Regions from separate parts of the Homo sapiens genome. Here regions 1 and 3 are each linked to region 2. Evidence: chromatin contacts called from ENCODE Hi-C or POLR2A ChIA-PET data. All regions are on one chromosome and are shown on one strand. Each heading gives the region's core, a stretch centred on a gene start or an enhancer-like site at or near the end of the contact. The rest is flanking DNA. Distances are from core to core; before and after follow the strand shown.

Region 1 (2,911 bases), core at 238-2,737, 230 kb before region 2:
CCGCCCCCAGCGGAGACTTCAAAAGGCCCGGCGGGCGCCGCCGCCCCAGCACCTATGAGCCGCCCCCAGCTCTCGGAGCCCGCGCCGGAGCCCGTGGACGCAGAGCTGCCGAAGTTCGAGCGCAGGCGGACCGGGTCGGCGGCGCAGTCCCGCGCGCCCATGCCCCTCCCGGTGCCGCTGCGCTCCGCGCGCCCGCGCCCCGTTTAGGGAAGGGGACCTCGCCCCCCGCCCCCGCGCCCACGGCTGCGGGGACCCATGAATACAAATGCCGTTAGGCGCCGGAGGAAGGACCGACCGGCCAGCCTCGCACGTAGGGACCCAGTAAGTGCTTGGGGGCTCCTGGAGCGGTGCGAAGTGTTATATGCCTGTGTGTGCGCGCGCCTAAAGGTGTGCGCGTATGGGGAGGTGGGTACACGCGTGAGGAGTGAATGCGTGTGTGCACATGTGCGGTGGGCACTCTCGGAGAACTGTGTGCAAGTGAGGGTGTGCGCGCGTGTGTCCACCCGGGGTGTGTACATGTGTGGGGGCGATATGGCCAGGATAGCGTGCATTTGTGCCTGTGTAAGCATCCGTGTGCATGCTTCTGCGAGTGTAGAGTATCAGCGTGCGCCTGAGCCCAGATATCTGAGGATGCGTTTCGTGTGAACCTAGGAAGGGTGCGTGGCTGTCCCAGAATGGGACCGTGTGTGAGCGTGTGTCTGAGTTTGGGGAAAGGGTGGATACGTGTGGGAGTGTGTGTGTGCACCGGTGAATAAGTGTAACTTTGCTCGTGAACGAGTGGCAAGAGGTGGTAGAGGCGGAGGGAGCTGTGGTCCCAGGGCTGGACTGGAGTTTTGGGTGTGAGAATTTGCCCGGGGGCCAAGGTGTGCAGCTCTTAGCTCCCGGATGGGATCCGAGGGAGTTTTTGTCGATTCTGGGGAGGTGCGTGGTTAGTGGTGGTGGTGGGGTGCGGTTAGATTCCAATTGCTGACAGAAGGGAGAGAGAGGGTGGCAAACCCTTAACAAGCCCACCCTATATGTTCTCCAGGGCGCTCCGAGTCTGGGAGCGCAAACTTTTGGTGGGCGGTGGGGATCACGATACTGGTTGTCGTGGGCGTCTGGACACCAAGTTCTGGTCCTAGCTCCGTCCCTGAAACTGTGGGTTTCTTCCAGGAGTAGAATTTGGCCCTTCTCCCCTACCCCAACCCCCCATTGGAGGACCCCCAGCCTCACCAGTCAGAAGTTCCTAATCTCAGAACGGTGATCAAATCACCGTGAAGCCCTGGGCAGCCCCTTCCTCTCTGTGAATCTGTTTCCCCATCTATACAAGGAGGAGGGGGGCGGGTGTCCCATCGGGGCTGTAGTGGGCCAGCTGAGGCTGTACCCTTGGCTCCGGCCGGCAGGGGGCAGCAGGGGGCAGCAGAGGGCGGCCGGGAGCGGGGAGGAGGGAAGGTGGAGAGCCACCGCGGGCCGAGACTTTAAATCGCCTTCATTTCCCCCAAATCCTTCCTTTTCCTCTCCTCCCCCAGGCCGGCGGGGAGGCAGCTTCCACCGCCCTCCGCGCGCCCTCACCCGGCCTTGCTCTGCCTCCGGGGACCGCCAGCAGCCCGCCTCCAAAAGTTTGATCATCTCTCTCTCTCTTTTTCTTGCTTCTTCTTCCTTTTTGGTGGAAGCAGAAAAGGACCGAGGCAGGGGCGAGCGCGGCGCCCGGACTCCTGGGACCATGGGCCTGGCGCGGGCGCCCGCGGGGCCCCAGCCGCGCTGCCTGCCTGCTCGGGCGCCCCTGGGCGCGGGGCTGCGCTGGGGGCGCGGGGGCCGCGCGCTCTAAGCCGGCCTGGCGCGGCGGGGCGGGGGGCTGGCGGCCCCATGGGGCGCGCCCACACTTGCCCCCCGGGCTCGGGAGCATGAAGTAGGGGCCTGCCATGGGAGCGGGATCGGCGCGGGGGGCCCGAGGCACAGCGGCGGCGGCGGCGGCGCGCGGGGGGTGAGTACGAACTCGGGGACGCCCCCTCCCTAGCTTCCTGCTGCTCCAATCTCGGGGAGGGCCGGGGTTCCCCGCCATGCGGTCGCTTCCAGCGGAACGTCAGCTTCCTGCCCCTTCCTGCGCCCCCGCGAGGCGGGACGCCAAGGGTTAATAGGGGCTGCGCCCCCGGCCGGGCGAGAGTTGGCGAACGCTGCCCGCCCTGCCGCGCCTGGCCCGGCTGCCCGATCCCGTTGGGGCGGGGGCAGAGCCAGCCCGGGGGTCGGGGGTGGGGGTGGGTGGTGGCGCCTGGAGCGGCCGGCGGGGTGCGGAGGGGGGCTTTTTGGATGCTTGGGGGAGGAGGGGGGTCTCCGTTTGGGGCCGTCTCGGTGTGTTCCGGTGTCTCAGTGTCTGCAGGTCCCAAGCCTGTACGTCTCCGTTTCTATCTGTTCTTGTGAAATTGTCCGCAAGTTTCTAGGTCACCAGGTCTCGGGTTCTGCTCCTGTCTCCGTGTCTGTGTGGCTCTGCACGTCCCCGCGTTTCTGGAAATCTCCGCGTGTTTGTGTTAGTCGGCCTGGGTCTGTGTGTCTGTGTTTCCTGCTTCTCGGTTCCTGTCCCTTTCACGTGTGTAAGAGAGAAAAAGTGAGAGCCAGCATGTCAGAGCAGAAAGGGCCCTGGGCGATCACTGTGCGGAACCCCTCAGTGTACAGATCGGGAGACAGGGCCGGAGAGGGGCAGGGACTCTCCCAGGAGCGGCTGCGCGGAGCTGGGGCCCAGAGGCTGGGATTCCCAGCGTGTGGAGTAGGAGTTGTAAGAGAGAGTGAGCCTGTGCTGGAGCCGGCGCAGCGTGTGGGTGTGTGTGGGAGCCAGCAGCATGCAAGCAGCCCGTTGGGGCCTGTGGACGGCGCTCCTCTCTTTCCATCCTGCCCCCAGGACACCAGGACACTCCCCAGAGGCTGTTAGGGCTGTAGC
Region 2 (2,970 bases), core at 456-2,955:
GGGTAGTACAATACAGAAGTGTTACCAAAGGAAGCTTTAAGGTGGGCTTGAGAAACAATGAGGATTTGGGGGAGAAGACTGGGGAGGGCATTCCAGGCAGCGGGAACAGCACGGAGGCAAAGGCACGTAGGTCTGAAAGTATGGCCTGACCTTGAAGGAGAGCTATGGGCAGGTGTCCCTGCATGCCAGATAAAGGCAGAGTTGTTCCAGCCAGCCCTCGTTAGGGCAGCAGGGCTGCTCCTAAAAGGCAGTGAGTGGGGTTTGGTGAAGACTCCAGCAGTGTGAGCTGGGGAGGGCTATGGAGTTCAGGGTCCCCGCCATCCCTGGAGAAACTGGCCCCACAAGGAAGTAGCAGCCACTGCACCCTCCTTCTGCACATCTCCTTCTTACACCCAAGCCGCCACTGCCCCTGCTCTCTCAAGGGTCTAACAGACCCCTGAGGTGTCTATCTTCAGTTCCTGGGTGGGATGGACTCTTCTTCCCCACCACCCACACAGGGCTTCTCCGCCCGCTCAGTCATTCCACAGCCAGGGACCCTTCCCTTTATGGCTCAATCCCTCAGAACTGCCCAGACGCCCAGGCTCTCCTTTGCCAGCACAGCTACGCAGCCCGCACAGCCTCCCCGTGCCCTCTGCAGCCCCTTCCCATCCAGCCAGAGCTGTCCAGGGTGCCACCCTGCTTCTACCCCCACCCACACCCTGACACCTCCCAGATGAAGACACTGAGGCACAGAGACATGGCCTGCTCTCACAAGACCTCACAGCCAGGAAGCGCAGACAGAGGATTCAAAGCTGGGGTACCGCAACTCTGAAACCAAGGCTGTCAGATGTGTCAGGGAGATGGGGAAGGAAGACCACCCCCCAAATCAGTAACCAGACCTTCCAAAAAGGCTCAACCATACCCCCACCCACCTGCTGGCAGGGCACAGACTTGCTGTTCTCAAGGGGTTCCCACCAGCTGTGTGGACTCTAGTCCCACAAGGAAGCACCAGCCACTCCCTCTCTGTGTCCTCCCTGCCCCCAGCCCGCTCCAGCAGCAGAGGCCGAGGAGAAAGAGAAACGGTGCCCTGGCTGTTGCCAGCTCTGGTCTTGCCATCCTCAAGAGCTGAGCTGGGTCTGCTGGTCCTCGGACTGTCCTTGGCTCCTCTCCTTGCTCTTACGCAGCTGGCATAAGGGGCCACTCCTTCAATAGGGACCACCCCCCGGCGCCGTCGCTGCCTCCTGGCCTGCTGCCCATGCCTGCATCGTCTCTGAGACCCCTTAGCAACCAAGGACACTAACTCTCCAGGTGCAGACGACGACACCCCAGGCACAGAGATGGACCCGCCTACCCAAGTTCACAAGAGATCAGAATCAGAGCTAGGACTGGAATCTAGCATCCTGAGGCTTGACGAAATCCTCCTTAAATCCACCCTTGCCCTGGAGGCCGGGATCCCCTAAGCCAAGAGAAAAGCGGTGCAGCTCCAGCAGCTGCAACTTCCTGGCTGGGCTGGTCCGGCTGCCTGGACTGTCCCGGAGAGTCTGTGACTGGCCCGTCCAGAAGGAAAGCGGCCTCCCGGGCCCTCCTCCGTTCCAATCCCTTACCTCTCTCGGGCTCCACCACCGTCCTGCCGACCCAGTTTCAGGGGACCTGCCTGTGAATTCTTTGTTCCAAACCCAGGGAGCCCCCTGTCTCCATTGCGCCCTGGCCCACCTCCAGGCCGTTCTGCCAGCCCAAGCTGCTGCTCACAGACCAGCATCGCTCCCCACCTCTCCCCGCCCCTGCCGTGGTTGAGGCCGCCTCGCCTCGGCAGGAAGCGCCCAGCCTGATTTCCTACAAGTGTTTGTCAGAAGGAGGGGGTTTGTCTGCGTGCAGAGCAAGAGCTGGAGGAGCTTAACCCCTTGCAAGCCCTCCGCAGTCAGCGCTGCCCAGGAAAGGACTCAGGGAACAAACTCCTGACGTCCTGGGCTTGGGATCATCTCAGCCCAGGCCCTGCAGGTACAGATGGGGAGACTAAAGCACAGAGAAGGTCAGAGGCTTGGCCAAGGTCACACAGCATGCTGTAGCTCCTACCCTCTAGGCCCTCTTCAACCACGGCCTGACCTTAGCCGAGGCTCCTTCCCTCACTAGGCCTCAGGGCCCATGTGCACGGTGAGAGCTCAGACTCAACACCACTCCTGCCCTTCCAGCTCTGACTCTGCCAATGTGCAACCTGAATCTCAGGGAGACCGTGGTGATTCCTGCCATCTCAACCCACCGTCCTCACCCCGAGGTGGTCCTGCAGCCAGAGTGGGATGTTCGGGGCAGCATGGAGGTGTGAACCTGGCGGATCAGGTAAACTTTCCCTTGTTGTAAGAACCCTCCAAGGGTTCACCAGATGTTGGGAACAGATCGATCCTGATGGTCAGTCGAGCTATCTTTCCTCAAGCCCCACCATCCCATTCCTTCATTCGTAGGTACTCACTGAGCTCCTACTGTGTGGCGGGTGCTTTTAAATCACCTGGGAATATGGCAGGGCCGAAGACAGGCCAGTCCCCTGCTCTCCACTCTAGCAGAGACATGGACAATAAGCAAGCACATGTATAATTTCAAGGAGAGAGCTGTGAACAATGAGACTGGGTGACGATCCGTGTCCCAGGCCAGGTGGCACTGAAGCCTGGGGCTCACCCCAGGCCAACAGAGTCAGTCTCTGGGCATCAGACATTTTAAGTGTCCCAGGTGACTGGCCCTGGTAGAGAACACATGGGGCCAAGAGTAATGGGTTGGAGGAGAAGGGTTATAGGACGGTCAGGAAGGTCTCTATGAGGAGGTGACATTCAAATAAGGCACTGGAAGGAAGAGGGGTCAAAAGCAAGCCACAAGAAGGTTTGGGGCAGAGTGTTCTGGGAGGGCAAGTGGAAAGGCCAAGGTGGGGGAGCCAGCGGGCTTTCCCTGAGAACAGCAAGGCCTGTGTACCCGGGGCAGAGCGAGTCAAGCGGGAGAAGCAGGAGC
Region 3 (3,235 bases), core at 442-2,941, 150 kb before region 2:
AAATGCGACTCTGAGCCCCTGACCCGCTTCTCCTCCTGCTGCCATGGGGGTGGCTGCCCTTGCCATGTATCCTCTGTACAGCCCTGCTGCTGAGCTCTCCCTATCTCACCCTGTGCCAAACCAGAGTTGGAAGTGGGAAGACAGGCCCTGGGGGCCCAGAGCAAAGCAGCATCTGAATACGAGAGACACAGGGCCCAGCACTTGTGCCCTGCTCTGTGGCCATCTTCCTGCCTAGCCTCTTCAGACCTTGGCAAACCAGGACCCCCGAAGGGGGTGCAGGAGGGGTTCAGAGCAACATTCCAAGTATCCATGAGACATCCGAAGGACTGACTGCTGCTCAGCCAGCCCCTCATGTGGTCAGGTGACACCGCACCTGTCTCTAGGTGCCTCTGCTTCCTCCTACACCTGAGTCATAAGGTCAGGTGCCATGCTGGGCGCCATCTGAGTGTACCACATGGATCCACCCATTAATCCTCCTACCCACTATGAAATAAGAAGCTTGCTTGGGCCGGGCACAGTGGCTCATGCCTATAATCCCAGCACTTTGGGAGGCCAAGGCGGGCGGATCATAAGGTCAGGAGTTCGAGACCAGTCTGGCCAATATGGTGAAACCCCGTCTCTACTAAAAATACAAAAATTAGCTGGGCGTGGTCGTGGGTGCCTGTAATCCCAGCTACTTGGGAGGCTGAGGCAGGAGAATCGCTTGAACCTGGGAGGCAGAAGTTGCAGTGAGCCAAGATCGTGCCACTGCACTCCAGCCTGGGCAACAGAGCAAGACTCCCTCTCAAAAAAGAAGCTTGCCTGAGGCCACGCAGCTGGTAAGTAGAAAGTTACCTGGCTCCAGAGACCTCAACTGTGAAGCAGAACTAAGTCAGAAGGTCAGAGCTGGTGAGACTCTGGGAGGTCACATTTCACAGTTCCTACGTCTCACAGATGGAGAAACCAAGACCCAGGGAGAGAAAGAGATTTGCAGGCCCCTGGACTCTTAGAACATTAGAATTGCTGGGTGAAAATGGACATCTCCAGATTGTTTTACTCAAGCCTATCCCTGGGTAGCCAGCTGGGTGCCATGCCAACCCCAGTCCTTTCTCTACCTGTTTCTACCTCTTCCATCTCCTCCTGTCATGCCCAAGCCTCCAGCCACAACCCACCTCTGCCCCCCTTGCCCTGCTGTCTGCTACACCTTTCTGCCAGAGCCCTCCCTCTTTGAAGGGGCTTTCTGATGGAGGCAGGGGGTTCCCCACACCTACCTGTTTATCCCAAGGTTTGAGACATCAGCGCTCTGGAAATGTTGAAGTCATGGACGAGAGAGAAAGGAAGCTGGGGAAAATGAGAGTGTAGGCAGTGAGCTCTTTATAGGCCCCTTTGCAGAGCTGGTCTCAGCTCAGCGTTGCTTCAGGAACATGGAAATAAATGTGTTACATGGAACTCGGCTGGCTTGCTGATGGGAGTTGCCTGGGACATTTAGAGATGTGAAAACTCTGGAAAAAGAAAAAGGAGGAGGAAATTATTTTCATGCCCATAGTTTTTAGGAAAATCAAATGTCTTTAGGGGAAAAAAGAGAGAGAGGGGGAGAAAGAAACCCCTTTTCCTTTGGTGGGGAGGAGCCTTAAGGCTGTGTTCCGATCAGCCACGCACACATCCGTGTCCCCTGGCCCTACCCTGGGATGACAGAGCCATCCCTTCACGTTCCAAGGTTGCTCCTGCCTCAAATCCCAGATTTTCCATGACCCAGCCTGGACTCAGTCCCACTTACAACCGCTTGGCTCCCTCTCTCAGCCTGGAGAAGCATTCTGGAAGCAAAGCTCCTGCTCCGAGCCCAGCTCCCTTCAAATTCATTGTCCTGATTTCCTAGGTGCCTTTTAAACTTTCCTTGTTTTTCTATTTTCACTCCTTTTTTTCACCCCTTCACTCCTCTCTTGGACATTAAAAAAAAAAAAAAAAAAAAAAGTCCTGTGGTTCCCCAAATACCAGGATGTTGTACAGGATTTTCCAAATTGGAAAAACCAAAGTAAGTTGAAAAAAAATTTTTTTTTTAATTCTGACTTTTGTTCTACTAAGGAAGTTCTTTTGTTAGGTCATGGCCTTAGCCATGTGTGGGTTTTCTAAGGTTTTCCATTTTTCCTGGGTTTTTCTCCCCATTCTTCCTCCTGCTCCCAGGGATGTAAATGTTTTCGGAATCCTGGGGCTGACAGAGTGTCAGTAATGTCCAACGTGGAGGGCTGGATAGAGTGAGGCCAGGGCTGTGTGAGGTGGTTTCGGCCCTAAGGGGAAGCAGCTCCCAATCTGGACTGCCTGTTCAGAATATGGCTAAAAACAGGGAGGGAGCAGAAGAGGCCTCCAGCAGCCAGAATCAGTGTCACGAAGCCTGTGCAGTACATCGTGTTAGAAGACAAACACCCAGACTTAAGTCAAGACCAATTTACTTGCTGTTTACACATAGTCTCAACAAGCCAGGAAATCTGATTTCCCATGCTATAGCTGATTAAAATAGTTAATTAGAAGTAGACCGGCCAGGCACAGTGGCTCACGCCTGTAATCCCAGCACGAGGCGGGCAGATCATCTGAGTTCAGGAGTTCAAGACCAGCTTGGGCAACATGGCGAAACCCCATCTTTACTAAAAATACAAAAAAAAAAAAAAAAATTAGCTGGGCGTGGTGGCACGCGCCTGTAGTCCCAGCTACTGGGGAGGCTGAGGTGAGAGAATCACCTGAGTCCGGGAGGTCAAAGCTGCACAGAGCCAAGATTGCACCACTGCTCTCCAACCTGAGCAACTAGAGTGAGACTCCATCTCAAAAAAAAAAAAAAAAAAAATAGACCAAAGCTGCTTGCTGGCACAGAAACTCCCACATGAGGAGGAAGTGACAGCTCAGTCTGATGGTGAAAAATTGAGCAGACACAAACGCTCCGAAACCACGTTGGTGTGGGGGCCCTTGCACACGCTGCCTTCACCCCTGTGTGACAACACCCGTTAATGATGAAGAGGTTGAAGGATCAAACACTTGATTTGCTCTGCATCAGTTCTCCAGGCAAGGCCAGTTGACACTGGGCAGTGGGCAGCTTAGCTTCTGTTAGTGGCATTTTCAGCCATCCGAGCAGCCCCAGGCAAGTCTGCACATTGGCCAGCTCACCCCCCGCCACCGCCTGCTTTCCTCGCCAGGGGCCCGTCCTTTCCTCTCACAAGGCTGCTGCTGGCCGGATCCGACTTGGGAAACAGCCTCGGCACAGCTGTAC

Evidence for each region. A loop is a pair of places that touch in the nucleus more often than their neighbours do. ChIA-PET counts read pairs that join two places held with the same protein, here RNA polymerase II (POLR2A). Pooled maps may share reads with other maps.
Region 1: a map of naive thymus-derived CD4-positive, alpha-beta T cell shows a loop between it and region 2 (4-fold over the local background). The contact joins the promoter of COL27A1 here to the promoter of AKNA in region 2. A Hi-C loop is called at or near these places in 1 of 168 maps with a recorded cell type or tissue (naive thymus-derived CD4-positive, alpha-beta T cell) and 8 of 50 pooled maps. POLR2A ChIA-PET finds 5 or more read pairs at or near these places in 1 of 52 experiments (IMR-90).
Region 3: a loop to region 2 is called in a map of ovary, with 2.3 times the contacts of the local background. The contact joins the enhancer-like site here to the promoter of AKNA in region 2. A Hi-C loop is called at or near these places in 2 of 168 maps with a recorded cell type or tissue (ascending aorta and ovary). POLR2A ChIA-PET finds 5 or more read pairs at or near these places in 1 of 52 experiments (BJ).

The regions. Positions count from the first base shown.
Region 1 is chr9:114,154,050-114,156,960 of GRCh38, forward strand. COL27A1 (collagen type XXVII alpha 1 chain) reads left to right here and starts at 1,488. Exons shown (of 61, transcript NM_032888.4): 1 at 1,488-1,963. The coding sequence starts at 1,902. It overlaps LOC105376225 (a long non-coding RNA gene), which reads right to left and starts at 219. Exons shown (of 5, transcript XR_930256.3): 1 at 1-219. RefSeq lists silencers at 1,353-1,472, 2,360-2,654.
Region 2 is chr9:114,386,277-114,389,246 of GRCh38, forward strand. AKNA (AT-hook transcription factor) reads right to left here and starts at 1,706. Exons shown (of 22, transcript NM_001317950.2): 1 at 1,584-1,706. LOC124902253 (a long non-coding RNA gene) reads left to right here and starts at 1,774. Exons shown (of 3, transcript XR_007061742.1): 1 at 1,774-1,977; 2 at 2,169-2,313. RefSeq lists enhancers at 369-518, 1,333-2,068, 1,539-1,668, 1,709-1,998.
Region 3 is chr9:114,232,285-114,235,519 of GRCh38, forward strand. All of the region lies in intron 16 of COL27A1 (collagen type XXVII alpha 1 chain), which reads left to right. Among named protein-coding and RNA genes, the nearest start is that of MIR455, 24 kb to the left of the region's middle. RefSeq lists enhancers at 1-168, 169-668, 2,598-3,098, 3,099-3,235. Within about 2 kb of position 1,692, at least 7 of the 41 ENCODE cell types and tissues checked have a DNase peak (open chromatin) inside an H3K27ac peak, as active enhancers do; they include ascending aorta and ovary, where a contact is called at or near this core.